5 separate regions of the Mus musculus genome follow, and all the other regions are linked to region 1. The links are chromatin loops, found by intact Hi-C in ENCODE. Cell type or tissue: heart. All regions are shown on one strand. Links, peaks and the distances in the headings refer to the core of each region. The heading gives the core; the rest is flanking DNA.

Region 1 (6,550 bases), core at 858-5,857:
AAAGGGAATTATAAAAATAACACAACTATCGTAATTAATAAAATTCATGAGAAATTTGTACAATTTTCTAACATTATCATGAATTCTACTTAATTAAGCTCTTGCCACTCATGGTATCTGCTCTAGCATAAAATGACTTTTTTTTCCTAACCAGTGTGTCAGAATCGTTTGTAAAAACTGCCTCCCTACCCTCTTTAAACAGATACTTCCAAAGTCAACTGAAATGGGTAATTTTCTATAGTGGAATTAATACTATTTTTGGTTTGATTTTTGAGATAGGGATTCTGTGTGGCCTTGGTTGTCCTTGAACTTGTAGACCAGACTGTCCTAGAACTCACAGAGATCTACTTGTCTCTGCTTCTCCCCACCCCCAAGTACTGGGATTCAAGGCATGCACCACCACTAACCAGCTACTGTTTCTTTTTCTTTTCTTTAATTAAAAGGGAATATTACTATAAAAACAACCCTATAAACTAGATCTCATGCTTCTATATATTTCAAAATATAGTACCTCACCAAGAATAAGATATCATACCTTATTCTATACTAAACAAAGTACCTGCTATTCAATATATTTGGCATGATCTGTGATATCTTTAAGTATATTTTCCATGTCTTCGCAATAAACATGACCATTTTTTTTCTTTTTAGTATATTAAATTGCTATGAGCATGTTTTCCAGCATATTAAGCAAACAGAACCTTTGCCTACTGTAAAAGCCCAGCAATTATCCAGAGCTCAGTCAATTTACATTAAGTCCTCAATATCGAACACACACACATACTTGAGAGCAACCAGGATTAACTGGAAAGTGGAATTTTTTTTTAACTTAAGTGAAATTTTTACATAGTTACCGAATGCAGACTTATAAAATGAAATAGTTTATAACAGCTTTCCAAATTCATTTAAAATGAAAATATTCATATAGTATACTTTATAATAATATTTCTCATTTATGGAAAGACTCTCACTCTAACACCCAATTCAATAGATTACATACACATATATAAATCTGAGAAATATTCTATATCTTAGTTACTTTCATGGTCTTGAAGCACGTAAAGGAGACAGAGACTGGAAAACAAAAGGACTATGAACCATGCACCTCAGAGCCAGGATTGTGCACAGTTTCAGACAGAATAGGGATTTGGAATGTAAGTACAAATCTAATATACCTGCTTAAAGAGCTGGATGTCCTCCGTCTTTGTAACTGGCTCTGCTGTGTCCTTCAGTTTTGGTGACTGTTTTGCCCAGTAATCTTTTGCATACTGAATAAGATTGTGTTTTTCAGCAGTTGGAGGTACAACCACCCCTTGCTTTGCCAAATACTTAAATATGACTTCTCGGTGGACTTTCTTGCGCCTCAGAAGTTCTTCTACATTTTGGCTATACACTAATATTGCATGAATAGCATCTGGAAAAGAAGTAACAACAAATAACAGACAGTTACAAGGCACTTGTTAATTTGCCCAACTTCAGCAAAAGTTTTGATTTTATTGAAAATGATTTAAGCTCTTGTCCTGATTCTTGCTTTTATACAACATGGCCTATGGCTTGAAAAGCAAGAACTTACCCATCTGTCTGCTTTTTTTTTTCTTTTTCTTTTTTTGGTTTTTCGAGACCGAGTTTCTCTGTATAGCCCTGGCTGTCCTGGAACTCACTTTGTAGACCAGGCTGGCCTCAAACTCAGAGATCCACCTGCCTCTGCCTCCCCAGTGCTGGGATTAAAGGCGAGCGCCACCACGCCCGGCTCATCTGTCTGCTTTTTTAATCCCTTAAATTTTAAACTTCCTTTACCTTGCTAGGCAGTGGTGGTACACACCCTTAGACCCAGCAGAAGCAGCCAGATCTCTTGAGTTCGAGGCCAGCCTGGTCTACAAAGTGAATCAAAGACAGCCAGGACTACACAGTGACCCAGAAAATTTCTGACCCAGAAAAAAAATGTATTTCTATGCCCCAAATACCTAAGATCCATAAACCTTGAAAAAAATGATTAAAATCACAATATATGATACCAAGGAATGTTGTCAAACTTCTGATTTTACAGATAATCGAAGCTGAAAAACAGCAGCATCAAGATGTTTTTAAACTAAAAAGTTGGGCTGAAAGCACAGACCAAATATCTTTCAAATAGACTACTGCTGCAAAATAGCAAGAATTAAAAAAAAGAAAAAGAAAAAGACAATGCACTCATTACATCTACCTTCCAAAGATCTTATTCCACAGACACACAGTATCTTTGATGCCCCTATTTCCAACTTCCCTAAAGACGCTATCACCTTTTCCCCATCCATTTCAGAATAGCTACTAAATTTGGTGGTTTGTTTTGGAGGCTTGAGGGTGTTCTTCTTTTTGTTTTGTCTGTCATTTTCTATCCCTTTCTTTTCAACAACATTCGTTTCACTAATGTATTTTAGTAAGGATATTTTTAATGTCTTATAAATGCAACGTACATATGTCCGTTTTGTCTTTTATACAACCTTTTGATTTAAAAAACAAAAACAAAAGAAGCTGTGGTCTTGCTACTTCCCAACTAGGAATGAATGTAGGACGAAGAGGCTGAGCATTCCTTGACATACGTGGATTAAAACTGTCCGCCTTTTATTTGTTTCGGTGGGTATTTACCTAAGACACTGACAAATAGTGTTTATTATTTCCCTTCGGGCTGAAAGAAAACAGCAGGAGCTGACTGATCTCCGTGGAGATCGAAACTGAAAACTGAAACATACTCTGGGATGCTCTTAAAAATCATGGGAATGGGCTCATCTGGTGCTCATCCGGGTCCGCATGTCCGCAAAAGTTTGCCCAGCCGGTACCACGGTCCGACTCACCAGCGCGCCGGGACCCGGCTCGGCCGGCGGGCGGGGAGGCTGCAGAGCTGTGCAGCGCCAACCCGGAGGCCTTCCCTGGGCTTCGGCGACAACCGGACCCGACCGGACCCGACCGGACCCGACCCCTGGGGGTGACAAGGCCCCTGCCGGCGCCTACCTTGGCGGTCCACAGGCTGCACCAGGCGGTTGGTGACGGTGTCGCAAAGGGCCATGATCTCGTCGTTGTCCAGCAGGCCGAGTAGGTTTCGGCAGCCCTCCGACTCTAAGTGGCTGAGCCCCGACATCTCGCCCCCGGGGATGGGGGGCAGAGGACGACGCCACCAGTGTCGCCCTCACGGCCCGCGGGCCGGCCGGCGCCTTGGCAACAGACACCGGAAGTGCCTTTTCAATCCCTCGCAAGCGCCGGAAGGGTCTCGGAGATTCCAGCCCCTCTCTGGGCGGAAGTGCTAGCTCAGAAAGTCAGCGAGGAAATGTGGTTCCGACTTGGGGCTCCGGCCTCTATTGGAGTAGAGTTCCACAGTTCGCGGTTTAAAGAAGTGTCCTGAGCATCTATCCACCTTCCACTCGAGGCTGGGCTAGAAACGAACCTGGGGGTGGGGGGTGGGGGGGAGCGCCTCCGAAGGGGCGACTTAAAGTGCGGCGCATGCGCGCGCGTGCCTGATGGTGGAGGCAGGGGTGGAGAGGCCAAGAGAGCTTCCATCATACCCCTGTACTTTTGAAGGTCTGTCCTCTTCTAGCCGCTTCTGAGTTAGGGGAGCCATCACTTTGATATTCTTTAGCTACAAAGATTAGACTACACTTTGAAACGCTCTAGGTTTTAAAAGGACTATAACTTGCTTCTCCGCCTTTGAGATAGCTAGATAATTAATTTAACCCAATTAATTGAATCTCAGTTGAACCTCAATTGCCAGCTGGTTGGTCATTAAGTATACTTGAAACAACCTGGGACTTCAGATTTGCATCTAATGTGGAGCTGGAGGGGCAGGGTGCCACACAATCTTGGGACTACGCCTCTAGCTGCAGGACCTGCCTGCCATTAGATTTGAATTAGTGGCTGGTGTCCCCTAAATGCAGTTAGTAGTCATTTGGTTGGTGTGGGGAAACACCGTGGGTGGAAAGTGATTTGTGTTATGAATATTAGAAGGAGAAACTGGATTTCTATTAGAGTTGCTGCTTCTGCTTCTTCTTCTTCTTCTTCTTCTTCTTCTTCTTCTTCTTCTTCTTCTTCTTCTTCTTCTTCTGTTTCTTTTTTCTTTTCTTTTCTTTTTTTTTTTTTTTTTTTTTTTGGTTTTTCTAGACAGGGTTTCTCTGTGTAACCCTGGCGGTCCTAGAACTCACTTTGTAGACCAGAATGGCCTCAAACTCAGAAATCCGCCTGCCTCTGCCTCCCGTGTGCTGGGATTAAAGGCGTGCACCACATTGCCCGGCTCTAGAGTTTTTTTTTTTTTTTTTCTAAATACAGAACTATTGAGATTTGGGGCAGGGTAATTTATTGCTGTAGAGGTTGCAGGATGCCTAACACCATCCCTACATTTCCACAAAGAATAGTGTGCCCCTTCTCTCACTTGATACAAGTGAAAATACCTCCAGGCTAACAAACGTTCCCTGAGAAGGAAAATCATGCCCAGGTGAGCCATTGATTCAAACCCTGCCCAAGGTGGTTTCTGAGATGATGAAAATATTGTTGTATTGCCCATACTAACGACTGTCCACATCTGGATTTTGAGATCTCGAAATATAGTAGTAAAACCGAAGAACAATTTCAAATTTTGTGTGAATTTGAATAAAGTTTTAATATCCACATGTGGCAAGTGGCTACTGGATTGGATCATGCAGATCTAAAAATGTGAAGGCCATTCTGTAGATGTGTTTTATGTTTGACCTCTGACTTCAGTTCTTTTATTTCTAAACAATTCTTGCAGATAACCTCAAGGGTTTCCTTATGATAACTACCTTAGACATGTATTGCAGGTCTCTGCTTCAAAGCCTATGTTCTTGATGTTTTACTTAAGAGGGTCTTCTCTTTAGACATTTTCCTTAGCTCATTTTTCCTACCGTTTATTCATGTCCCTGCTTCAAAATATTACTAGGAAGGCCCTAATGATTTACTGTATTCAAACTCACCACCCACAGTCTGCTTATGTTTCCTACCCATTTCATTTGTCTCCAAAGTGTTTATACAGTTTAGTATATTATAGTGTTTATTGTTCCTATCCCACACCCATCCCACTATAAGGTGTGTTCTGTAGAGCAAACAATTTTGTTTCATGACCTTTACAAAGCCTGGCACATAGTAGACATACTTAAAAAAAAATAAGTTGTGAGTCCACTTTAATTTTTTTTTGTTTTTCTTTTTGTTTTGAACAGGAATGATATGATCGACTAGTTTCAAACAGGGTCACTTGATAGGGTATGGAGCATACCATAGTAGCCTGAAGGCCGTGTAGAAGAAAGAGAAAGGCAACTCTGTCTGTGTGACAAGAAATGATACCTTGAGATAGAGTGGAAGATCTGATAGTCTTTGGTTAACACAGGATTTAGTTTGGACCACCAGAGTTTTCATTTCCTGATAAAAGGAACACTGGGCAAAGTCGGTTTTAATGAGCGATATGAGAATAGCTAAGAGTTTCTGGAGCAAGTGATGATACCTAAGAAAGAATAAATCATATAGAGAAGATTGAGGAAGAGAGGATGCTGAGTTAATTGTGACTGGGTGGCAATATAAAGGTGGGTGGAATTTTCAATATGACCATAAGATCAGAGGCAGGATAAAAATCAGAACAAATTTGGTAAAGGCATAATAAGGACTTGGCCTCAGGTCCCACATTGACTTAATTCTTATAACCTTGCAAGAATAGTTGTCCCACTTTACAGAAATATAAACTCAGTTCAATATTCTTTTAAAAATAATTTATAAGCTCTGTGGTGGTGGGTGGTGCACACCTTTAGTCCCAGCACTTGAGAGGCAGAGGCAGGAGGATCTTTGAGTTCAAGGCCAGCCTGGTCCATAGAATGAGTTTCAGGACAGGCAGGGCTAAACAGAGAAATCCTGTCTAGAAAACCGAAAGTAAATAAATATTCCAGGGTATTTGATCACACTGAGCCCCAAGACTGTGCTGTTTACTGGAAAAACCATGTTTCTAGCTGTGGTTTGGCTCAGCCTTAGCACACACCTTTAATCCAAGAGCTTTCTGCTTATTGTAAACAAGATTAAATAAAATCAAACACAGGTCAAGAGGCAGAGCAAACAACCAGTTGACAGGGACTGAATAGGAAAAGAGAAAGTAAGGAATAATAGGAAGTCAGGAATACAGACACAGAAAGTAGAAGGGAGGGACATTCAGTTTGGGGAGAACTTACTTTTGGAACATCAGCTGAGGAGGAAGACCAGCTGTGTGCTTTCTCTGCCTTTCTGAGCTAGCAGGCTTTCATCCCAGCATCTGGCTCCTAAGTCTTTATTGACAAAATTCAGTGGCTGAGATTTTGTTAAAAACAACACAAAGATACATAGATAGATAGATAGATAGATAGATAGATAGATAGATAGATAGATAGATAGATAGATAGATTTATTAGTTTTTGAGCATTCTGTTCATTTTAATCACATTCACTCCCTTCCTCATATTTTTCCAAGATCCGCCCTCCACTTTTTTACCCATCCAACCTTTTTCCTTTTATATTTTCAAACCTGTCAAGACCAATTTGTGCTGCCAAGTATC
Region 2 (6,550 bases), core at 1-5,000, 790 kb after region 1:
TCTCTGGCTTTGAGATACATCTCTCATTAATTTCTGTAACAAAGTATACACGGAAGAGACCTGTTCATCTTTGTGTCAAAATGAATTACACATAACTCTGAATAGCAATGTACTGTAATGTTGTCTCCCTTTTTAATTTATGTGTGCAGTAGTCTTTGATGATATAGTGTATAGTTCTTCCAGCCAATCCAGAGAAAAAAAAGACTGAATGTTTCCCCAGATCCATAAGCAGTTACCCACTCCCCTTATATATCAGAATTTTATTACTGCTGGAATAGATAAAAAGTCAGCACACAGTAAAAGATCTTATGATCAATAACGTGCCCCAGGAACTGAGAGAAATGCATAAAAATACATTAAATTTCATTACGTGCCAGCTCATTATGAGAGGAGTGCTGTTGCCTTTTATACAAAACAAGAGCCCTTCCCTTTAACAAGGAGAACAAACATCAGTAAAGCCCTGAAGTAATCCACAGTTAAGGCACCAGTAAATGATCTAAACTAACATGATAATTGAAGAAAATGTCAAGTCTGCAAATTGGACCTGGGGTCCAAATTTACATTCAGAAATGTCACACACAAGATGTTTAATTTAGTGGTATAGTACCTAGCAAAAGTCCTTAAGACTTTTTTTTTAACCCCTAGACAATTCTGTTCAGAAGGAAAAAAAAATCTTATTATTAGGACTAAGCCAAGTGCAAATGAGTGTGCAGTCCTACACTTCCCTGAACATCCTCATTGTCTTTTCCTCTCTCCCCTAAACTTCAAGGATAAGTAACTGGGTGGCTAAAAATACCAGAAAGCACAAAACCAAGGTCTGTCTTGACATTAAGCAATTAAAACTAGAATATCTGGATTTTACTGTTAAAAAATGCTTTCAAATTGTGGCAACAGGGTGAAAAAGAAGCCCAGTTTTTCTGTGCTCAGTAAATTCTCATTATCACTATATAAAGTTATAATATATATATATATATATACACAAATATATATATATATAATTATTACAATATAAAACTTAGGCAACAAGGAGATGACTATTTCCTACCCCAAGAGGGAGTAGAATACAGTATTACAATACTGTACAGAATACTAGTACAGAAATACACACACACACACACACACACACACACACAATCCAAACTATCATGGTAATGATTAAACAATACTCTCAGGAAATTCCAGAAAACACCCACTTCAGGTAACTGTATTATACCACATAGCAAGTTAGTAGCTAATTCCAGAGGCTGAAAATGGTGCTTCTCAATTAGTAAAAAGTCAACATAGTGAAAACAAAAAACAAAAAAAAAAAACAAAAAACAAAAATTTAAAAAGTCACTCAGAAGAAGCAAAACTGCACTCTGCTGTCTTACAAATGAGGGATAAAATGGCATCCTGTGTGGAAATGAAAGGCCATGTAGCAGGGTAGAGATGGTGTCTTTGTTATCCTCCCCCCAAATCTGGCACTAGAACAGTGAACACAAAGAAATGAAGGAGTTACCCCAACTCAGGGCTGAGCTCTGGGTTTGTACCAATCACAGTCTAGCTGCCCCTGCTCCTTGTGTGGCTGGGCTAGACCCTTCCTTACAAAGGAATGATTATTTGGCTGAAGCAACAGCAACCTGGGCTCGACATGCAATGAAAAGCAATTTTTAGATTACTTGGTGGGAATGTAATACCTGGGACAGCCGCGTATAACATACACACTACAGCACAGCCTGTGAATGCTACCAAACTTGTACATTCCAATACGTCCAGTATTTCCCTCATCACAAGATGGCACTAAGCCACCTGAAACAATGTGTTTTTAAAAACGCGAACTTCTATGAAAATTACACCACCCTCACTTTCGTTGACAGAAGATAACCATAAAGGAAAAATCTGCACTATGCAAAAACTATACCGGGACCCTTCCCTTGGGCTTAGGTTTTTCTGCTGGAGTCTTTCTTACGTGTAACGCTAGGTGTTTGTAAAAATACAGCCAGCCTGGCCCCAAGTTTATTTCCTAAGTGGGCCCGCTGTGACCTCCTGCCTTGTCCCCTAGTAAACACACATCCCTTTCGGATGTCAGGAAGTGCGGCGTCTTCACGGAAGGAGCAGCCAACGAGCAGGGAAAAAAACTACCATGAAATTCATCAACTCGCCAAGTCTAATGACACCCGAGAGCCAGCACTGGTCTGCCTCCCTAGAAAGCTCAGAAATCCTCTCCGGAGTGGGGCGGGCGAGGGTGGGGGGAGAAAAACGAGGGTGGGGTGAGGGCAGTCAGGAGGGCGAGCCGGCCAGGTAAGCCAGTGGAGCCGGAGTCACGCAGCCATGGTCACCTGTGGGGCCTCCGACACGGGCCCACCTCGGGGGACAGCACCCGATCCGAGGCCGGAGCTCCCCAGAGACCCCGGGCGGGTGAGCCTGGCCCCGAACTCACCGTCCACAGTCTTCTTCTTGAAGAGGGAGGCCATGGTGAGCGGCCGCGCCCGGGCGGCCCAGCTCGGCCCGGTTCGGTCCGGCCCGGTTCTGGGAACAGGACCGGTAGAAGGACGGATCCCGGAGAAGCCTGGCAGCGGCGGGAGGAGGAGGACGGGGTCTCCAAGCTCGACCTGCGGCGGGCGTGGCTCCGCGAGGCTCCCGAGAACGCGTCCTGGGTGCTCAGGTGACCGGGAACTAAGACACTTTTTTGGAGAAGTCACTTCTAGGCGGCGCGTGCGCAGTCTGCGAGCACGCCTGCGCACTGCGCCTCTGAAGCCGCAGCGGTGCCCTCACTTCAAAGGCTGCCCGCTCTTCCCTGCTTTCCGTTGCGACCCGTCCGGACCTAGGTTGGCAAGGCTGGCGGCGCGTGAGTCTGCAAGATGCTCGCTTGGTTTCTGTGCTGACCTCGGGCAAGAGTGAAACCTGATCCACGCCTTCCTTGTTGTTCCAGGTTGTTGGAATTAGGGATCCTGGGGATGTGTGGTGGACTGCGGACCTGAGACTGATTGACAGTAGGACTCCCAAGCGATCAATGCAAAGGCCTTAGGGGATGCCCTGCTAGGCTTGTCCCAGGTGATCTTCCCAGACTGCCCTGATGCTACCTGACTCCTGGCTGCCTCTTGCGGGACCCATCTTCACCTACCACCCGGTTTCTGGTGTTTCCACCAGCCTGCTTCTGTCCCTGGGGATCTGGGGTTCAGAGATTGTCCAGGAGAGGAGTGACAAGCGAATTCTAATGCCACACTATTGTTTAATGCTCCTGACTTGGAACAAGAAAGGCTGCTGATACTTGTGTTCTTGCTTAGAACCCAACTTGTTTAGGTGTCACATAAATGCGGAGGAAAAGACACACAGTCACACACCAAAAAATGGCTGCACAGTGAATCTATGAAATTGCTACATAGCACTTGGTTGATATTTAATACCAAAAGTCTCCATACCCTGTAAAAAGGACAGTCATTTAAGTTCTTGACTGTATAAAATAAATATGGAAATCATAATCATTCATGACTATGTATACATCTTCCTGATTAATGTATTATTTCTATTTACAATCATAATTATGTCTTGAACATATTCCCCTGCGAATCCCCTGTTTAGCAGCAATGCCTTTCATGGGATTACAAAGCAAAACAGTGACAGGCAGGGGGAGCATTTAATCCCAGCACTTTGAAGGCAAAAAAGGTAGGCAGATCGCTGTGAGTTCGAGGCCAGACTGATCTACATAGAGAGTTCCAGAATAGTCAAGGCTACACAGACAAACCCAGTCTCGAAACAACTACTACAAAAACAAAGATACCAAAATTGCTGAACCCCGAGATGTGTTATTCAATGGTAGAACTTATGATTATATGTCTGGCCCTGGTTCAATTATTAGTACTTAATAGTAGGAGTAGTAATAGCATTTTTTTCATAGATATGACTTCAAATGCCAGGGTCACTCTAAAACGTTACTATGATTCATTTTAGGATCATAATAATGTTTTTCAAGAATGTTTAAGCTTTGGGGATCGATCATTAGATTTGCTTTTTTTTTAACCTCATAAGATATCAAAACCCATGAGAACACTGATAACCCTGCTGCTACAGCTACTATTAGTGAAACTTAGCCAAGAGTTTGTTAATAAAACTTTTTGAGAACAGCAAGAGTAAGCAAGGTACAGTTATCTCCCTCAAGTTATTTAGTCACTTTTAGGAGGTGAAGTAAACAAGATTAGAATTATAGTGGGGGAGACAGGAACTGTAGCCAGGGTGTGGCTTTTTTTTCATGGAAAAATCATAACAACAACAACAACAACAACAACAAAGCTTGCCCTAGCTGCCCAAAGTAATGAATGTCATAGAGCCGTGCTTGCGATGCATGAGAGGCAATAAGCTGCCAGTGCATAGGGCTCTCCCTCCTCCCTGCCGCAGTCACCCTTGTTTTATTACTCCTAAGCGATCCCCCCCACTGACCCAATTGTAACAGTTGGGAAAATGCCAAGCACTTAGCAGCAACCATATGGAAGACCCTGCAAAAGTGCACAGCGGGAGTTAAAGACAGGGCTTGCTCATTACAATAAAGATAAAATAGAAATATGTACAACCGAAGCTCAGCACTCTAACAGCTTGCTGCTCCCATAGTTTGAAACCGTCTGATATCCACTTGATACGTCTCAGTCTGGCTGGCATCCATTCTATTTAGTTGATGGCCAAACTCAAACTCAACCCAGACATAGTGTGCATATGACTCATTATATAAAGAGTAAGGTCTAGTTAAACACAGCTGAGGGTTAGGGCACTAACAAGCTTTAAGCTGAAACGAGATCTTCTTTATTTTACCTCACCATGGTCGTATACAATCTGTTAAATCAACAAGACAAATAGTTAAACATAGTGTGTAGCAGAATTTAATACTGTTCTTTAAGTCTCTTTAAGAAACAGTAACAGTATCCTATTATGTTTTCCTTATGGCCCAACATTGTTCCTTCAAGTTGCTCAGACAGTGAAAACTATACAGTTTATACCTTGTTATGTGTTGGGGATATCCCAGGAAGAAGAACAGATATGTGGCCTGTGCCCTTTACCTTCTTTCCTTGCTAGTTCTTTATCTTCTCACTGCCTTGGGAAGGAGGTCAGCTTCTGACTCAGCATAGAGGTCATAAAACCACACCTATTGTAAAGTGGAATGACTCTATGTACTACACTGAGTTCCTTGCCACTGCTGAGTTCAAGAAATAGATCGTTGTACACTGGTTTCCTTTAATAAATAAATTCCTCATCAGAATATGAACTAAAGTGCCTTTAGAATGTGGAGTAGTAAAACTTAGCTTAGATAAATATATCTTCTTTCATAGACTACAGATAATACCACACTGTGTTTGCTTTACTTTGAATACAGTGAGGCCAATAAGACACAGCTGTCCTCCAATTTGAATGATTTGGTTTGGGCAGTCTTCATTGTTGTTGTGTTTGCTTCATTTTCCTTTGTTCATTCTGAGACAGGATTTTATGTGGCACAGGCTGGCCTTGAAATGGCTAGGTAGTCTCCCAACGTCTGATCGCATGCTTCATTGTTTGAGTGGTTGGATTTTGGACATAGAGGCATTTTATGTGGTATGGAGATCTTTCCCAGGACTTCATTCATACCATGAAACCACTCTACCAAGGGAGCTAGCTCCAGCCTTCTGTTCTGCTTCCTAACCACCTCTCTCATTTGCTTTCTTCCAGCCTTACTGCCTCTGCCAGTTTCAGAATAGTAGATTTCAATGTGATTTCAATGTGAATCAGATCATGTTATTCTGTTTTTTTTCAAAGGAGGAGGAGGTGAAGGAGATGGAGGAGATGGTGGTTGTCATGGTGGTGGTAGTGGCAGTGGTGGAGGAGGAGGAGGAAAATGAGGAGAAGGATGCATGCAATGATTAATTTTGACTGTATACTAGAGCTAAAATTGCTTAGACTAAAATCTCTGTGTAGGGTTATGTAAATTACTTTAGGCTTCCAAGACAGCTGTGAAAGATAATCTAGGCTAGATTAGGTGCTTGGCATTCTTGTTGAGATTATACAGATGAAGTTAATAGAGATAGGAAAACTAACCTTATTTGTGGGTGGACCATTCCAAGGGTTGGGGTCCTGGAGCTGATGAAAACGAAAGAGAAGCTGAATACAACATTCTTTACCCTCTCTTGCCTCACTGCAAATGCAATGTGACCAGCAGCCTCCCTTTCCTTCCGCAGTGCTTTCCCAAACACCATAGGATTCTCCTAGCAATGAAGCATGGGATCAGACGTTGGAGACTACCTAGCCAGTTCAAGGCCAGCCTGTGCCACATAAGATGCTGGGTCAGAATGAACAAAGGAAAATGAAGCAAGCACAAGAACAATGAAGGCTGCCCAAACCAAATCCTACCTTTCTTAAGTTGCTTTGGTTGGGTGTTTTGTTGTTAACAGCAATGTTGAAAGTAGGAAAACCCAGAAAACTGGTACCAAGTGAGGGGTTGCAATAAACCTTATCACAAATCTTATACATCCTTGTAACCAGTTGGAGAGAAGAATGTGGAAGAATTGGAAGAATGGCTAGAAAAGCTCTTGAATACCATAAATAGAGCTTA
Region 3 (6,550 bases), core at 674-5,673, 81 kb after region 1:
GATCAGGCTGGAGAGATGGCTCAGTGGTTAAGAGCACCGACTGCTCTTCCAGAGGCCCTGAGTTCAATTCCCAGCAACCACATGGTGGTTCATAACCATCTGTAATGGTATTTGATGCCCTCTTCTGGTGTGTCTGAAGACAGCAATAGTGTACTCATATACATAAAATAAATATTTAAAAAAATTGATCTTTGGAAATTCAGTTATATAAGCCAATTTTCCTTACTGGCAAATCAAACTATTAACAAACTCCTATTTTATTAAGTAGTAGATGAAATGTAGCTTATTGTATGTGATTCTTCCATTCCATTTAAAATAGGTAAAAGATAATATATATAAATATAAATCTCACTTGTAAAATAGAACCAGAACAGAATCCCAGAAAGAGGTCTATTACTAATCTCTAAGATGATGAAGTTTCAGGAAAATAAAAAGGGTCACATCAATGTATGTTGATATAATACTCATAAGTTAGCTATATAAAATAAAAGTTCATTGCGTTTTTTCTGTTCAGTTTTATTCTCAGTTATTCATAACTTAGAATTTTATAAAATAGTTAATTTCATTTGTTCGTTAAACATTTTAAAGTAAACTATCAGAATCTGATTTTGTTTTTTGACTCAGGGTCTCATTATGTAGCCCAGGCAAAACCTGAATTTATGTTCCTGGTGCCCCACCCCCAGGTGCTGTCATTGTTTTGCAGAAACTAAATGTGCTCATTTTTTCTTAAAAAATTTACTTCAAGAAATTTAAGAGTAGGTAAAGGTTTTCAAAAAAGAAAGAAAGAAAGAAAAAGTTCTAGCCCTCAAAAGTTTCAGCAATGAGGAGATATTTGAGCAAGGAAATTGACACTGGGCCGGGGGTAGAGCTCAATGGGATATCTAGCCTTGGTTTCAATGTCCAGGCAGCACACCCACTGGCACACACGCACACATATGCACACAGGTTGGGGGGGGGGGGTTGCTGGGCAAGGCAGAAAAAGAGAGAAACTAAATTGTACTAAGATATATGTGTGTGTGTGTATAATATATATAACAATATATATGAAACAATATATATGAAACAATAACATGTTTCAGAATATATTTAAAATATCAAATGAGTGCTAATTTTTCTAAGTTTGAAGTTCCTAGGTTCATAGTCTACAAACATAACAATTGCTAAACATAATCATGTACTTAGAAGACAAATGCCCTCAAAATCAAGACACTGAACATTAACTGTCAAGATAAAACATGTTTTCAAGAAAGTCACTACACAGAAAAAAAATGTTAAAGATATACACTGTTTATACCCAGACTGTTTCGACCTTCAAACCAATGTATCTATGGCATGGGCAGAAAATTTAAATTTAATCACCAGTAACTTATCCAAAAATATCAACTTACTCTTCTTTCCTTAAATGCTTGGCAAGGCATAAAATGAAATGTCAACAAATTTAATGCCCACTCAGTGTTCACTTTATTGCGCACCTGTGACCAGAATGAAAATAAACGGCTAACTCATCCAAACCTTTCCTGTATTTACCCAGCTAGCAACTATTCCAACCAAAAAAGTAACTGAGGCACAGATGTTAAGTAACAGGTTAAGTAACAGATAAGAAACGGAAGAGCCAGAGCTTGAATACTTTGTGCAGGTTAAGAAACAGTTTTTAAAAGGCAGTAAGAAACAAAGTATCTTTTTTTAAAGAAGCAAGTGTTAAGAATGCAAAAAAAAAAAAAAACCCTTATATTACAAATGCATGCAGATGAGAACGCAGATTATCCAAACTTTATCCCTAAACCCGGAGCTTGTTTCTATATTTGCTTACAGTTAGATAAAAACTACATGCAATCCTTAAAAGCAGTCGGCAGAATAAAGGAAACAAATAATTTACTGTCACTTTTTCCGATACTGAATTTAACAGACCAACCAAAAACGAGTAATTTAAAGGCTGGGGGAGGGGTGGTGTAACGAGGGCAATAGTTTCAGGAAAAACGACTTTCTCTGTAGTCAGACAATTAGGAAACAGTGTGCTTGTCAGAGAAGGGGGTCAAAAAAAGGGAAAGATGACAATCACTCCTATAAGGTTCCACACGGAAAACACCCCCCCTCCCAACACACACACACCTGGTGGGGGAGGGGAGTAGCTAACGGTGGGACAGTGCCAAGGCCAACGGAAGAACTGGTCCAGAGGGACCTAGTGAGGGAATGACAGGCGACCCTAGCAGAGGGGGAGGGGTGGCGATGACAGGAGGGCAGGCAGTGGGGTGATAGCATGCTTGGCGTCTCTGAAAAAGAGAATGCGGGGGAACCTGGGTAACAGAGAAAGACGGGAGAGCCCAGCAGAAGTGAGAGGGACCGGGTAGTGAACCTGAGAAAGGCGGGACCCTGGGGTACGAAGAGGGTCTGCAGGGAGGCACAGGCATGTCAGGACGGGGTGCTTTCCAGTTGACCGTCCAGCTCCCAGCCCACCACCACCACCGCCGCCGCGACAAACTCACTTTCTCCTCACCTCCAAGTCCGCAAGTCACCCCCAACCCCACTCCCCGTCGTCCCCATCGCCGAGCTCGGAGCGGTGCAGAGAGGGGACCGGGGCTTCCCAGACTCCCTCTCCGTCCCGCCGGAGGACCGGTCCCGGACACGACGCAGAGACCTGGGCCAGCAGGCCAGGAGCCACGCAGAGGCCCGGGAGCCCAGTGACAAGTCGGAGCGGCCGACGGGCGCCTCACCTGACAGAAGCGTCGGCAGTAATCCCGGCTGCTGATCCCGACGCCGCCGCCACAGCCGCCGCCGCCGGCCCCCCCTCTGCCGTCGCCCGCAGCTAGGAGCCCCACTGGGCCCGGGGGGGACTCCACAATGGCCACGAGCTCTTCTCCGAGGCGCTCGGCCTCTTGGTCGCTCTCTTCCTCCGCCATGAGGCTCTCGCCGCCCAGCGCGTACCCAGCCCCTGCGCCGCCGCCGCCGCCGCCGCTGCCGCCGCCGCTGCCTCAGCTAACCTCCTCCTCCTCCTCTAGTTCCCTCCCCCTTTCCCTCCGCCCCAGCCGGACAGGGCTACTCGCCTGGGCTCTACTTCCGGCTCCGCCCACCCACGCCCCCAGTTTTCACTGGAGGAAGGACACCGCCAATCATAGGCATGCCCGCCCTACCTTCCTATTGGTTACACTAGCCGTCTGTTTGCCAGGCCTGCCATCTGTTGGTCCACACTACTCGGCGGTTGCTGAGGACCGCCTACGAGCCCTGCCATAGGGCGCGCCGGAGGACGGGGCGCGGCAGGGGACACGGCGGCCGCGGCGGAGCTCGCTCGGGCGGCGGCGACGGCGGTGGCAGCGGCAGGAGCAGCGGCTGAAGCAGCGGCGGAAGCAGCGGCGGCCGCAACGGGATCTCCTTCATCCCGTTGCTCTGCCCTTTCTTCCTCCTCTCTTCCTTCCTGGCGAGGGCTCGTGCACTTCCCCTAACGGCGGCCCGCTCCTACGGTCCCGAAGAGCTGGGAAGGCGGAAGGTGGGCTTGGCCGTTGGTGCGGGCGGCGAGCCCAGGCCTTCGGGCCGGGCGAGGGAACCGGGGGCGGGGCCGGAGGTGGAGGAGGAAGGAGCCGGGCCAGCCTGACAGCGACGGCCTCGGCCGGCGCCCGCCGCCCCCTCCCCGGGGACAGCCACGGAGTCGGCGGCGGTGCGGCGGACTTCTCCGGGGCCCTCCGAGGGCGGCTGGGACGCGGCCTCGGCCCCGGCCCCGGCCCGCAGGCGGGGTCGCGGCGCCGGGGCGCCACCTCGGCCGGCGCGGCGGGAGGAGGCTGTCTAGACGTCCGGCGGCCCGCGCCCGCCTTCCCCGCCCCCACCGGAGCCTCGGGCCTGCGGAGCGCGCGGGCCGCCGGGCCACCCGCCCCGGGGCGTGCGAGCCGAGCTGGCGTGGGGCTGGCTGGAGCTTCGGGATCGCGCACGGAAGGCGGAGAGAGACAGACACCTGTGTGCAGAGCGTGGCCCGAGCCGCTCTGCCGCGGGCCTGCGCCCTGCCTTTCCCGCCCCTCCACCATCTTCCCTTTCTGTTTGTTTTTTGTGTTTTACAGTAAAGACATGACTTCCCGGCGCCACCGGGAAAATAGGGTGCAAGCCCAGGAACTGTTTCCCCACCACCACCTGTTGAAAAACTGAGTCGAAGGCGTCTCCGGGGTCTGAACGAACGCGAAGTCGCTCGGATTGGATGCGTCTGTGGTTTTGCATCCAGAAAACTGTCACTACTTAATATCAAGGAAAAACAAACAAACAAACAAAAACCCGACTGGAAATTAAGCTGGTGAGTATTTCGACTTGAAAACTCAGTTTACTTTTGCTGTAGTAAATGGCTGTTTCGCTTTTGTTCCCTGGGTGCTCTATCTTAACTTCCTCATTTGTTTAAAATATTTCTGACTTCTGGAAACACTTTTACACGTAACCAACCTCCTCGCCTCTATGAGGTGGTTATTTTCATTGGCAGTATCAAGAATAGACCTTTCAAGAGAAAAGATCAGGAAAGTTCAGGCTTCACGTGGCACAAGAATTGCAGATCCCATTTCTGTAAGTTTGCAGTCAAAGAAAAATTCTAACTGCACCCCTAGTTTTTCATAACAGCTTTAATTGTTACTAGAATGGTTTTATTTCATAGGTGTAGAGTACTTGTGGAAGTTGCAGACATTTGCAGTGAGGATTTGCTGAGTATTAGGTGGGATTCATCATGATGTCTGTCTTTTCTGCCATGAAAAACCTATGCCCTAAAACAGTATCTCACACGTAACCCTTGAGTGTCAAAGATGTGGTGGGGTGGAAATCCACAGAAATTAAGCATGTGAAATTCTAGACATTTTGTGCCTTAGAGAATTTTCATGAATTGCTAAGTCCTACTTTGAGTTCATAGATTTTGCTCAAAATACAGACCAAAGTTGAAATAATCTTGGTGTTGCCCAGCAAGTAGACTAATGCAGTGGGATACTCCATGCTTTGTAATGTTACTTATAAAAACGAATTCTTCAGAACATACTTGAAGTATTTCTTCAACATGTTTTTAACAAAATTATTCAGTATAGTAGTATCTGATGTCTTGATTATTATAAAAAGTTAAATCACAGGCATAGAAGAGTAAGTCTTGCTAATCTTTTGTTATCAAAGTATATTTATTATCTTGGGTTTCCAGTGCTTGTAATTTTATATAGCTGATAGTCCGTTGATAATTTTCAGAAGTTTGGGGGCCTAGTGAAGTGACTTTGAGAGTCACTAACAACACTGAGTTAGTCCATGAAACCACTGTCCTCAGCTCCAAACATGTGCCAGAACACAGGTGCTCACACATTTAGACTTCTGTAAGAAGTAAGACACGGCCAGGTATGCTGGCACATGTCTGTGATGTGATCCCTGCCATTCAGGACAACATTGAAAGCCCGCTGGACAACAGGGTTGTTCTTGGTGTTTTGAGTTTTGTTGTTAGGCTAAATTTAGTGTTAAACTGCTTCTAAATTATATGGGTTTTGATAAATGGTTATGGGGGGGTCGTTATTTGAATTTGGCTTTTTTTTTTTCCTGTTTGTTTCATTTTTGTTTTTGTTTTTGATTGCTGAGGTCAAACCTAGAATTTAGCTCATGCTAAGCAGTTGTTCTGCCTCTAGTGGACACCCAGCTGTTCATTTACTTTTTATAAACATCAAGTTGTGCCCAGCACATATTGGGCACTATGTTAAGGGAAATAAAAATTAGTCTTCAATGGAAATTGGAAACCAAATGTTAAAGAACATATTGCCTTCTCTTGATTATCAACTTTTTAGAGAAATACATATGTTAATATTTTTCCAGACATGGTGTCATACAGTTTCAGCCTCAGAATTCAGGAGGTGACAAAGATAGGTCTCTGTCTACATAGTGAGACTCTGTCTTTGTTTTTGGTTAGCTGGTTTTCTAGACTGGATTTCTCTGTGTAACCCTGGCTGTCCTGGAACTCACTTCATAGAACAGGCCTGCCTCTGCCTTCCCAAGTGCTGGGATTAAAGGCATGTACCACTAGGCATTGAGGTCCTGTCTTAAATAAGTAGTACTTATTGTCAACTATATGTAGGCCTCAGGTTGTAATGTTATTGTAAATAGTTAGGCATGCTTTATGGTTTTTTTAGTTTTTACTTGTTTTTCTTTTTGGAAAGTAAGTCTTACTACCAGATTTTTGCACAGTTGAATTCTCAAAATCGCTTTCCCATCAAGAAGCTCTTTAACTTGAACACATGTCTAAGTTGGGCAAGGTTAGTATTTTTAGTACTATGAATGCTGCTGTGATTGTGATTTTCTAAACGATAGAGACATTTAGAATACTTTAATATTTCTTCAGGGGTCTGATTTATTTGTCATAAAAAACAAGGTATTGGGAAGTTGGATTAGTAGGGCCGTGTGCTTCCTGTGCAAGTGTGTGGACTCTCTGCAGTGTGTATCTATAATCCCAGTTCTGGGGTCAGTTAGAGAAGCTGTTCAAAAACAACAAGGTGTGCACATAGGCAGTACCACATACACACACACGTCAAGGAATGGACCTAGCTGGATGCTGCTGATTTGCTTTAGTTTT
Region 4 (6,550 bases), core at 713-5,712, 100 kb after region 1:
ACAGTCCCTGTAAGCTTGAAGAGTAAGAAAGTAATTTGTAATTTATAATTCCTTAGCTCCTAAGACAGGTTTGTCATTGGACACTGAGCCTATCAGCAACCTAAATGAGCTAAAAGAAAGAGCACAGAGAACTGTTTTAAATGTATCTCATTTCTCTCAAAAGTGTAAAGACAATGAAAAGCTGAAAAAAAAAAAAAAAGAAAAAGAAAAAGAAAAGGCAAGGGCCTGTATTTAGCACTTGGCAGATAGAAGGCTTGTTACAAACCTGGGCTATATAGCAAGTTTCAGGGCATCCTGGCAGTGAGACTGGATCTTAGTGACAACAACAACATATATAGTGATGTGGGTAATAATGATAAGACAATGATAATAGACACCTGTGCAGTTTCAGAACTCTTAGGACTCAGAGGGGTTCTTTAAACATCCACAAAAGGAGATGCTACCCGTATAAAAAGTGACACATCACAAACACCATGAAGCAAGATGTGCATGGTCCTCTCTAGGCTTAGCATCCTTAAGATACAAAAAGAGGGCTGGAGAGGTAGATGACTCAGTGGTTAAGAGCACTGACTATTCTTCCAAAGGTCCCGAGTTCAAATTCCAGCAGCCACATGGTGGCTCACAACCCTCTGTACAGTTACAGCGTACTCATATACATTAAATAACTCATATACATTAAATAAATAAATAAATCTTTTTTAAAAAAAGATACAAAGAGACTACTTTGTGTCGAGAGGTTTTATTGAAACATTGGCTAGCATCTAGAAATCAATAGATCAATCCCTCCCAAACTTGTGAGGATTTGTTATTTTGAGACTACATGGGTGCATTTACTGAAATTAGAATGCATGTTTAAGATCAAAATAAAAATTATTCTCATAGTCTCCAGAATCATCACCTACAAAAAAAAATCCAAGTAATTGTGAAAACATGGCTCAGTGCTAAGAACGAACAGTGCTTTCCAGAGAACCCAAACTTGGTTCTCAGCGTTCTCATCATGCAGCTCAGAGCCATCTGTGCTGCCAACTCCAGGGTATCCCACACCCTCTTCTGACCTCTTCGGACTCAGCCTTCACGTGCACAAAACCATAGAAAAATACATAATTAAAATATAATAAAATAATTTTTGTAAAAGATTTCTTAGAATCATTTCAGATATGAGGACATAGTTTGATTAGAATTCTTCTTCTTTTTCTTTTTTTTTTTTTTTTTTGGTTTTCAAGACAGGGTTTCTCTGTATAGCCCTGGCTGTCCTGAAACTCACTTTGTAGACCAGGCTGGCCTCGAACTCAGAAATCCACCTGCCTCTGCCTCCCAAGTGCTGGGATTAAAGGCATGTGCCACCACGTCCAGCTAAAATTCTTGATGGTACTATTATTTTACAGATTGGGATGAGATCATGGGGAAAATTCAAAAGGAAGTTAAGCTTTAAAATGTACTCCAACTTTCAAAAAAATTATAATCCTTTTATGCAGCTACAGTTTACTACTAAATATTCTCATAAAGCAAATTTGCATACAAAAAGGAACAACAAAACACACCAAGAATTGGCACAGAACTTGTAATACAACACAAAACTCAGAGAAAAGGATTCAATGGAGCAGACAAATCAATAAAGAAATAAACCAAGAAAGTAGTGCAAAAGACAACACAGGAATAGTCGGAATAAGTCCAAATATATATGTGATGGGTGATCTTCATTGTCCAGTTGACTGGATTTGGGCCTAGGAGGCCCACCTCTGGGTTTACCGGTGACGATGTATCCAGAGAGGTTCAACTGAGGAAGAATAAGCACACTCAGTGTGAGTGGTATTATCTATCTCATTGCCTAGGTCTTAGACTAAATAAAAGAGAAAAACAGAGGAAGTTAAGTGAACACAAGCATTTCTGTCTCTACCTCATGACTGTGGATGTAGTGTTAACACTCCCCTCGCTCTCTGTACAGTTGTTCAATGGCCTGTGCTAGGAGGTCATAGGTTGTGGAGTGAGAAACCAGCACTGCTGTTCTGCTGCATGGCTAAATGGATGCAATATCCCAACCCTCCCCCCCAAATATTTACATGACGATTCACAAAAGTAGCAAAGCTAAAGTTATAAAGTAGTAATGGATGTAATTGTATGCGTTTTTAAGGGTTGCAGCATTAGGAAGGTTGAGGACCACTGTTTTTGTTTTTGTTTTTTTAACCAGGAGGCAGAAAGGGACATAGCCATGAGATCAAGCTCAGCAAGGTCTGCCTCAAAGCAAAACAAACAAAAGCCAAAAGGCGTGGCTTAACTGGGTTGAGTCTTGGAGGGATTCAGTCTGCCAAGATGGATAACAAGAGTGAGCTGCTACAAGACTCCTAGGACGTCATTCTTACTGCTGATGCTTGCCTGCCTTCCTTCCCTTCCCTTCCCTTTCCCTTCCTTCCTTCCTTCCTTCCTTCCTTCCTTCCTTCCTTCCTTCCTTCCTTCCTTCCTTCCTTCCCTCCCTCCCTCCCTCCCTCCCTCCCCCCCTCCCTCCCTCCCCCCCTCCCTCCCCCCTCCCTCCCTCCCTCCCTCCCTCCCTCCCTCTTTCTTTCTTTCTTTCTTTCTTTCTTTCTTTCTTTCATTTTAATTGTCTGTAGTATTCTGGGAAGACACTTCCTGATCTGAGAAGGGTTTGTTTGGTTGTTTGATTGATTGGTGTGGTTTTTGTTTTCATGACGTTTCAGCTGTTGTATCTATTAGAACTATACAATTGTTACATCTTGTTCTTTCTCTTTTGGGTCCGGTGGGGGAGTATCTAGACACTGAAGAGAAAGTTTGAATTTCTTAGGTCAGTTGAATGGAAATTCAACCCGGAGTAAGTGAGATTCAGCGTCCTCTTATTCTACACAGGCAATTTCATCTCAGCATCTCAGTTATCCCCCTTCCGCGCTTGATACTATGTTGAGACTCGGTGGAATTTTATGTATATTTTATGCTTGCTGGATTTAGATAAAAGATGTAGGGGAATCTGGAAGAGTTAAGTTTATATATATATTGCCCTTGTTTTACCTGACCGAAGCTACTTAAACCGGGTACTAAACTGACTTTAAAAAAAAAACAAAAAAAAACAAAAAAAAACAAAAAAAACTACTCATGTTTAATTTTTAAGGTTAATTAATGTATACATAAAATTCACGTTCCATAAAGTGAGTTAGTGGTAATTGTGATACTTAGCTGAGACAATTGTTCATTAGGACACGTTTCTTCCTGGTTCAAGTCTCAGTTTGTTTTTCTTGCTGAACATATCACGTTACTGAGTGCCCGTCCTGTTTCAGCTAGGCTCTGAGAGGATTACACGGGCTAAGTGGCAGCTTCTGTCCGGTGGGGCTCAGAGTCCTCAAATCAGATAGGTAAAACCCCATACCGGAGGCGCTGAGACATTGGGCACTCACCATGCGAGGGTCACACAAAACATAAGTCTAGGAAAGTTACTACACCTCATTTCAGCAGGCGAGTCCGCTCACAGTGTTCCCGGGAGACTCTGATAACAAGACCGGCATTGTTAATTACAGCATCGTTAATTACGGCTTGGTCGCCAGCGCAAGCAAGTAAACACGGGTTAGTTAGCAAGAGCCTTTGCTAGCTGGGTATGTTACAAGAGGCTTGGTGGAAAACGCTAGTTCTTTGTTAAGGATGCATGAAAGGGAAAACTGTACTCCGGGCTGAGACCATGCCCATTACTCAGAGCAGCTGAAAGTGAAACTAGTTTCTGGGAACTCTGCAGCAGCCCGAGAGGTAAGCCCCGCCCTCGCTGTGTGCTCTTCCGTCAGCTCTGCAATCTGCAGTCTTACTGCCCTAAAAGTCAGTTTCTCTCTACCCTCGAGGATACCCTTGACCTCTGAAGGAATGCGGGAAGGAATATGGGACCAGAGACTTCTAACAGCAAAGATGTGAAACATTCCAACGAAGATAAGGAACACAGGAAACGAAGCTCTCAGCTCCATGTGCACTGTCCACCAGTTCCTGTCTCTGTCTTTCTGAGCCATGCTAGTACTGTTCCTCATCAAAAAAATGCTCAAATGAAAGAATTTTTAAAAATCATACGCTGTGATCATGCACGCTGTCTGGCCTGTGGGCCATGCAAAGTTTTGAAGTTAAGTAACAGCTACATGAAATTACATGTTCTGTCTGTGACACAAAGGATTTATTTAACAGTTTAAAAAAAAAATCCATATAATTTTTAAAAGACCACGTAGTTTTTTAAAAGATCACATAATCTTTCAAATATTATTTACCAGCACATATTAATTTAATATACTGTACAATAGATCTCAATTTGACCATTATAGCATTACAGCTATATATGTAATACATTATAATCATATTCACCCTTACATTCATATTTACTCCAGTTCCCTTTGTTCTCTGTCTTTTTGGGGGGAGGGGGTGACCTAATACATTTTGTAGAGGAGTTTTAATCCAGCAACATGGCTGCTCTAGGAAGGGATACTATCCAAAGAACTTCTAGGTCTATATGATCTAACCAGAATTCAGACACACCCTTAGTACACATCGTTAATCCCTCTGGCTGGAATACAACATATCTTTCTTAAATTTCCATATAGAAATGAGTACATTTAAATAGTATTTACAACATTAACTGTCCCCATTATATTCTAGAGACAATTATACAGGATAGTTAATTAGGTTCTATTTCACCATCAAACTTGCACACTACCTTAAAGTCGATTTAAATGAAAAGAATTCCACTGAAATAAATAAAAGTAAAAGCTAAAGGTGGTATATGGATTTTAGGGTTTTGATTATTTAATTATTTACGTTTTATGCGTGCAACAACCCTATGGCTATTGGACACAGAAATAAAAGAAACAAACACTCAGAGCTTAGTGACTTTCTCAATCACCAGGAAAAAGTTTGAGGCATATCCTAAATGTGCTTAACCCTGAGTTGGTACACACTAAGAAGGTTTAATTTGTTCATGGTTGAGCTGGCTGTTATTAGTTCCGTGGGACACCGTATTGATTAGATTGTATCTTCGTTGTACCCATGGCTACCTGATCCATTTCCAGTTTGCTTTTAGTAACTAGGAAAAAAAAAAAAAAAAAAAAAAAAAACACCTATCAGTATTTTCCCAACTATTCAACATTGACTCGTCTAGGTGTCTTTAAAAATAAAAAAATATCTGTCTATTTGTCATAAGTAAATGTAGTACACACCTTTGATCCAAAATAGTAATGCCTAGTTGAGGTGCAGACCAAGTGATGACTCGGAGAAAGAGTTGAGAGAATGAGTCAGAAATAAGATCCGCCAGGCAGAGGTGGTGGACTTTAATCCCAGCATTTGGTAGGCAGAGGCAAGTGGATCTCTGAGTTTGAGGTCACCCCTGTCTACAGAGTGAGTTCCGGGACAGCAGGGATACATGGAGAAACCCTGTCTCAAACAAAATGAGGTTCCAGTGGCTGGGCGTGGTGGCGCACGCCTTTAATCCCAGCACTCGGGAGGCAGACGCAGGCGGATTTCTGAGTTCGAGGCCAGCCTGTTCTACAAAATGAGTTCCAGGACAGCCAGGGCTACACAGGGAAAGCCTGTCTCGAAAAACAATAAACCAAACCAAGACAAAACAAAACAAAACAAAAAAAAAAAAAAAAAAAAGCAAAACAAAAAACCAAAATGAAGTTCTGAGAGTCATTCTCCTTGTCTCTGGCAAAAGAGACTTATGGCTCCTCCATTAACCTATGCACTACAGTGCCTGTTAGCATATCAATGTCTAGGCTTCCTCAGTCTCTACCCAAAAGTAATTGTTATAGAGCCATTCTGGATGACAAAGTCTGTCCCCTACAGGGAAAACTATCCAGCCCCTGAATTTTCTCCTTCCTTTCCCTTCCCCCAGCAAACTCAGCCATTTGAGCGATGCTCTCTCTTGGTTCCTATGCTCTCCCTTGATCCTCTTGCCATCCATTCTCTTCTTCTCTCACTCCCTGGACCCATGGAGTAGTTAAACATGGAACCTTCCTGATGTCTCTGACAGCTCCCCCCCCTCCATGTACAATTCTTCTCAACCATACCTAGAAGAGGTCATGTCCTCATTTTCATTAAAAACTGGGGTTCATTTCAGGACACAGTAGCAATAGCACTCTGCCTCCCTGCCTCATCACCAGTCAGAGAAGTGGAAAGTAGGTGCGTTCTCTAGGTGTCAAAACAGAGATAAGTGACGCCATCACTAAAGATCTTTCTAGTTATGAGTTAAGTAAGTATTTAAATACTAACCTCAGAATATGCGAATGTATCCCTACTCTTACGATGACTAGAATATTTTAAAGCAAAAACTCGTAATTGAAAGCTAGGCAGCCAGGCGTGGTGGCACACGCCTTTGATCTTGGGAAGCAGAAGCAGGCAGATTTCTGAGTTCGAGGCCAGCCTGGTCTACAAAGTTGAGTTCCAAGACAGCCAGGGCTACACAGAGAAACCCTGTCTCGAAAAACCAAAACCAAAAAAAAAAAACCAAAACCAAAAAAAAAAAAAAAAAAAGAAAGGAAGGAAGGAAGGAAGGAAGAAAGGAAGAAAGAAAGAAGAAAGCAAG
Region 5 (5,000 bases), core at 1-5,000, 780 kb after region 1:
GTGTAGGGATGGTTTGTATGCACTATGTGAAGATGTGTCTGTGTCCTTCCTTGCCTGCCTTATACACCACTGATTGGTTAAAATAAAAAGCCTACGGCCTACTAGCAAAAGGCAGAATAGAAGGTGGGACTTCCCAGGGGCGGGGAGACCTTTCATTCCTACCCTGACCCTAGAACCTAGGATCCTATCAGCTGGGAACACTCTCCCATGCTGTGCTGCCAGGAGGGGAGAGTACCCAGAGCAGCCATAGAAACTCTATGCCCCTTATTCTACCTCAGAGTGTTCTCATGTCCCTTTCCCCATGTGATCAAGTGCACAATAAAATAATCACAGTAAACAAGGAAGGCCCCTTCTTGAGTCCTGAGATCTGTCCTAGTACCGGCATTGTAGACCATCTGGTCAGAGAGATGACCTGGGGCATCTGAACCCAGCTCCGGTGGAAGTCTCTGGGTGAGTCTATATCATGTGCATGTTCTAAGGCTGGACAGTTAGTATCTGCACTAAAATGCTGAGTTACACACTCAGATTCCGTCAGAGAATGAGAGCTCAGGCTAGACAAGGTCATCTTAGATGAGGGAAAAAAAACCATATTATAGTGAAACCAAACAGTTTAATACAAGATAATTCAATTTTACTTTAATTTTATATAACTATGCATACATTAGCTGACACTGTATATCATAAAAGGAAAAAATAAAGAAAATTAACTACTGCATATTCTACAGCCTCACAGTTGTTAATAGATCTATTAATATTTAAACAGTTCTAAGCTATAAACTCAGGGCATCTAATGTTACATACTAAAACATAATCATAACACTTTAAAACATATTATGGTAAGTAGGGAAAGACAGTAAAATGTCTTCATAGGAGGCAACAGGAGCAGTCTATAAAACAAACAAATTACCCCACCATTGTCCTTAAGCAATTCTACATGAAACTCAAATTTAATGGCTCAGTCTTTTGGATAATTCAGAATAAATAACATGAAAGGTTGAGATACTTTTAATGTTTTAAAGGTCAACTGTATTTTTCACTTGACTTACTTCTTAGTAGATCTGATTTCATCCTAACATCCGAGGTCTTTAAGAGCAGAGAATCCCTACGATAAGATAAATATCCTGAGAAGTGTCAAGCTTAATTTCAGGGGTAGAAGACGAGGGAGAAAAAGATGGGGTAGGTGAAGCAGCAATGATAGGGACAATTGCTTCCCATCTGTGTGTCTGTGTGTGTGTGTGTGTGTCACACACAGGCACACATGCACACATGCACGTGCATTCTTTCTCAGGAGCCATACACCTTGCCTTTTGATCAGGTTTCTCCCTGAAAAAGCTAAACAGGTAGGAATCTATCTGCCTGACATGCTCCCCTCCAGCGCTGTCTTTCCAAGTGCTGTCACCATGTCTGGCTTCTAGGTGGGTCCTGGGGGGGTTGCCATGCTTGTAAGACACCCACTTTACTCCCCTGCTCTGTGTGTTAAAACATGATATCCTATCATTAACCTCTAGGTATCATATGTCCTGCTTATGACCCTAACCTCTCCAAAGGTAACAATGACTTCTTACAAAATGTCCTATCCCTGAACTTCCCCAAGTCAACACTGCAATGCAGGACGCACGGAAACAGCCAGGCTTTCCTTCCTTAGATTTTCACTTTAGCCCTGTGAACAGTGTCCGAATGCTATCCAGCTTCGCAAGAGGAACTTGCAGTATCCTGTCTCAGGATGTAGTCCTTTGTAAAAAGTTAATACCTATAAATTAAGCTCAATGGCCCCTTGATTTCAGAGGTTCCTCGAGCTTAGGCAGTTAAAGCACACATAGTTGTACGCTTATATGTATGCATTGCCACAATCCCATCTCAGTGTCTTATATCTAGGAGTGACCTTATGGCATACCAATATCATGAGATATGAAGGGAGAAGATTTTAAAGCATATTTAATTTACTACCTAAAATTAAAATCTATTGGTTATGAGGAAAGATACAATGTAACATTAGTATAATCTAAGCTATAACAGATATCTTTGTACAGTGAAACCATGGATCTTTGAGATAATGAGCCATCCCTTAACTTGGGATACATAATAGTGGCTGCTCCTTGGATGAAATCTTACTGCCCTCCCTCCCCCTTTGGCTAGGTTACCCCTCTTCTCTTTGTCTCTTACAATCACTTTACCCCTAATCTTTTTCTGGCATTCTCATTTCTAAAGAAAACCACCTATATGGTTATAATATATAAAATTATCGCTCTTCAGAGTTCTGCAGAACCCTGCATGTAATAACTTTCAAATAATAAGGGACCATAACTCCTCCTTATGCTCTCACCATGTGCATGAGCTAAGTTTTAAACACAAGAAAAGCAGTATGTCTATTTAAACAAAATACTAGAAATCAAAGTTGCTAGTACTATTTCTGCTTATTCAAAGAGCAAAAAAGTAGATCCTCACTCTTGAAGAACCCACTCGGTCAGCTGCCTCCCTCCTGATTGTTCTTCACCTGTAACGCCCTTTTCAATACTTCCATTCCCCAAGATTAAAATTTGATAACTGTTGGCTTTCCATCAATCTCCTCTGGGCCAACTGAAATAACCCGATTTCTTCACAACTTTCACCTTCTGAGAATTGTCTTTTGAATATAAACATCTATCCAGATAGTCCAGTAGAATGCTATTTTGAACCTTTGTCAAGGCAATGCTTCTTGCTGACATGAACAGACAATGTTTCCTTCCCATATACCGCTTGCTTCTTAGACAATAGGGTGTGCCCTGGAGGACTTAAGAACCACCCTTCAGCCATTCTGGAAGACTGCTGTGATATACTTCTCAATGGTTGACATTTGCAAACTGAAAATTTCCAAAATTTGTGTAAGTGATACAGCATGCCACCTAGCCCTCTCCCTAGCCTATGTCTGCCATGACCCTTACCAATCACCCAGGTCAGTTCCATGTTGGGGATTAAATGACCATCTTAAGCTTGTCAGGATCTTCTCCTCATGGAATACTGGTATTATTAACTGGGTGTAAGAGCAGAGCCTTCAGTTTTGAGACTTTAAAGGATATAAGCTAAAAAGGTCTTTTTGCCTTCTTAGGATCCAACTCTTAGTAGAGTTTATATGTTTAGAAAGATAAGTCTAAAAGGTATAAACTTAAAATAGAGTCTTATACTATACTTTTCTACAGAGATTTGAAGCCAAGTCCTAACTTGACTTATAGCTCACTTGCAGTATGCTGATCATCTGCATGTAATTTGCACATTTGAGGATAAAACCAAAAAGTGATAATAAACTATAAATAGAATTACATTACTTCATTTCCAATAGAGTTTGAGGTGTCTTTTGGGAGGGAGGGGCAGCCAGGTCTGTTTCAGGCCTCGGAGCAGCTCAGGATTACAGTCAGAAGAGATGTAGCATATCAAGCCACCAGGGTCTACCTGGTCCCTAGGCCATGCTGCTCTATCATACAGCATGGGGCCTTCAGTCTGAAAACAGAGTTTCATACTTTTGAATGCATTTCTTTGGGACAAATCATTTTATTTCAGTAATTTTACTGCTTACTAGTTAGCCTAATTAGCTCTCACATGAGCTGAGGTCAAACTTAAACTATCTAGGCTGGAAAGCCGGCTCAGTGGCTAAGGGGCCTTCTTGTTCTTGTAGAGGATGTGGGTTTCATTCCTAGCACTACAACTGTTTATAGGTGTAGTCCCAGGGAATCCAACGCCCTCTTCTGACCTCTGTGAGCACCAAGCACGTATATGGTATAGAGACTACATGGAGGTAAAACACTGACACATATAAATATTAAACTCTTTCCTCTATTCTGTTTTATTGAAAGACACTACCTTAGTAATATTTGTGAAAAAACAAAACAAAACAACAACGACAAAAAAAAAAAAAACAAAAAACAAAAACAAAAACCCTGAACATAGAGTTCATAAGGCAAAACAATGGAAATGGCCCCAGATATACAGCTATTCAGATAAACAGCCTTCTGGAGTCAATGAGAGGAAGAAACCTTGAGAAAGTGGTATAAAAATTGAAAGCAAAGAAAAAGAAGCGTCAAAGTCACTCCGTTGAAGGGCCTGAAAACCGCACTGAATCAGGCAGGAGGGAGTAGGAGAGAGGAAGAACCAGAATTCCATGTGTGATCAAATCAAGCTGACTTCTCAGGCTTTAGAAACAATAGAAAACAACAGCCTGGGGGCTTTTGAGTCTACTCACTTACACTCTAATACAGTACAGTAAAATCGAAAATGACAATCACATTCGGGACAGGAGACGATGCTGTCAAAAGCTCACTCTAGCCGCAGGAGATAAGAAACTCAGGTAAAGTTGCAGGGCTGGTAAAGTGGGAGACTGGGGATGAAGATGACCCCCACACACTACAGGCATGCGTACCAATATCATAATAAACCCTACTGTTATTCATAAATTAATTTACAAAAAAAAAGAAACCCACAAAATCCCAGGACTAGGTTCAAGAGAAAGCCTGGGGAGGGAGCAGTCGAATAGTACAGACACAATGGATGGAAGATCGCGCTCCATGGCAGCACAGGGAGCACACTGTTACTCCATTCCCAGAGGTGTCAAAGGTCATCAAAGCCTGACAAGTCCACGCAGGCAGAGTCTTATGATCTCAGCCTCCTGAAAAGCTGAGGAAAGCTTCCTGGACGGGCATACACCAGCAATGTAGTCCCACTTGTTCTTGTCATAAAGTGAGTAGGATGGGGAAGTATGGGGGAAGACAATTTTCTTAGAGTTATCTGCTCTAAAAACACAGAGAGCTTCTGTTCAGGAGGGTAGGAGACATCAAGGGGCGGTACTTGATGATGCCAATCCAAAACCAGCCAAGAAAAATGGTATGACAAGCATAGTGTGCCCTTGAACCCCACATTCCATTAGGTGTTTTTCTTTGGTATGTCGATGTGAGATCTACAATATTCAGGATGATAATCCCCAAGGGGACACACAGCATTCTATACAGGGTTTCAATCCTGTAAATCCCATA

Evidence for each region. A loop is a pair of places that touch in the nucleus more often than their neighbours do. Peaks named below come from ENCODE experiments on the same cell type or tissue, not always from the same donor. Only the 100,000 strongest peaks of a DNase experiment are listed, where the experiment ranks them.
Region 2: a loop joins it to region 1, with 2.2 times the contacts of the local background. A loop is called at or near these places in 4 of 42 quality-filtered maps.
Region 3: a loop joins it to region 1, with 6 times the contacts of the local background. A loop is called at or near these places in 16 of 42 quality-filtered maps.
Region 4: a loop joins it to region 1, with 4 times the contacts of the local background. A loop is called at or near these places in 13 of 42 quality-filtered maps.
Region 5: it touches region 1 in a loop (2.5-fold over the local background); 6 of 42 quality-filtered maps call a loop at or near these places.

The regions. Positions count from the first base shown.
Region 1 is chr16:64,767,749-64,774,298 of GRCm38, forward strand. 4930453N24Rik (RIKEN cDNA 4930453N24 gene) reads right to left here and starts at 3,191. Exons shown (of 3, transcript NM_026273.2): 1 at 2,989-3,191; 2 at 1,176-1,414. The coding sequence starts at 3,115. In heart, for the core only: no CTCF peak of the experiment used is centred there; a DNase peak (open chromatin) is centred at 3,203; H3K4me3 peaks cover 1,965 bases; H3K27ac peaks cover 1,444 bases.
Region 2 is chr16:65,560,056-65,566,605 of GRCm38, forward strand. Chmp2b (charged multivesicular body protein 2B) reads right to left here and starts at 2,707. Exons shown (of 6, transcript NM_026879.3): 1 at 2,420-2,707. The coding sequence starts at 2,453. Gm36457 (predicted gene, 36457) reads left to right here and starts at 2,753. Exons shown (of 2, transcript NR_166048.1): 1 at 2,753-2,807; 2 at 2,912-3,464. In heart, for the core only: no CTCF peak of the experiment used is centred there; a DNase peak (open chromatin) is centred at 2,656; H3K4me3 peaks cover 2,060 bases; H3K27ac peaks cover 1,408 bases.
Region 3 is chr16:64,848,756-64,855,305 of GRCm38, forward strand. It overlaps Zfp654 (zinc finger protein 654), which reads right to left and starts at 2,968. Exons shown (of 9, transcript NM_001347245.1): 1 at 2,712-2,968. The coding sequence starts at 2,897. Cggbp1 (CGG triplet repeat binding protein 1) reads left to right here and starts at 3,246. Exons shown (of 3, transcript NM_178647.3): 1 at 3,246-3,481; 2 at 4,044-4,270. In heart, for the core only: CTCF peaks have their summits at 2,830 and 5,609; DNase peaks (open chromatin) are centred at 2,256, 3,056 and 3,906; H3K4me3 peaks cover 4,077 bases; H3K27ac peaks cover 2,949 bases.
Region 4 is chr16:64,870,230-64,876,779 of GRCm38, forward strand. It overlaps Gm33971 (a long non-coding RNA gene), which reads right to left and starts at 4,117. Exons shown (of 2, transcript XR_384922.3): 1 at 3,447-4,117; 2 at 1,544-1,777. In heart, for the core only: no CTCF peak of the experiment used is centred there; a DNase peak (open chromatin) is centred at 3,602; H3K4me3 peaks cover 1,656 bases; H3K27ac peaks cover 1,676 bases.
Region 5 is chr16:65,552,973-65,557,972 of GRCm38, forward strand. The region is part of intron 1 of Chmp2b (charged multivesicular body protein 2B); the gene reads right to left. Among named protein-coding and RNA genes, the nearest start is that of Chmp2b, 7.3 kb to the right of the region's middle. In heart, for the core only: no CTCF peak of the experiment used is centred there; no DNase peak of the experiment used is centred there.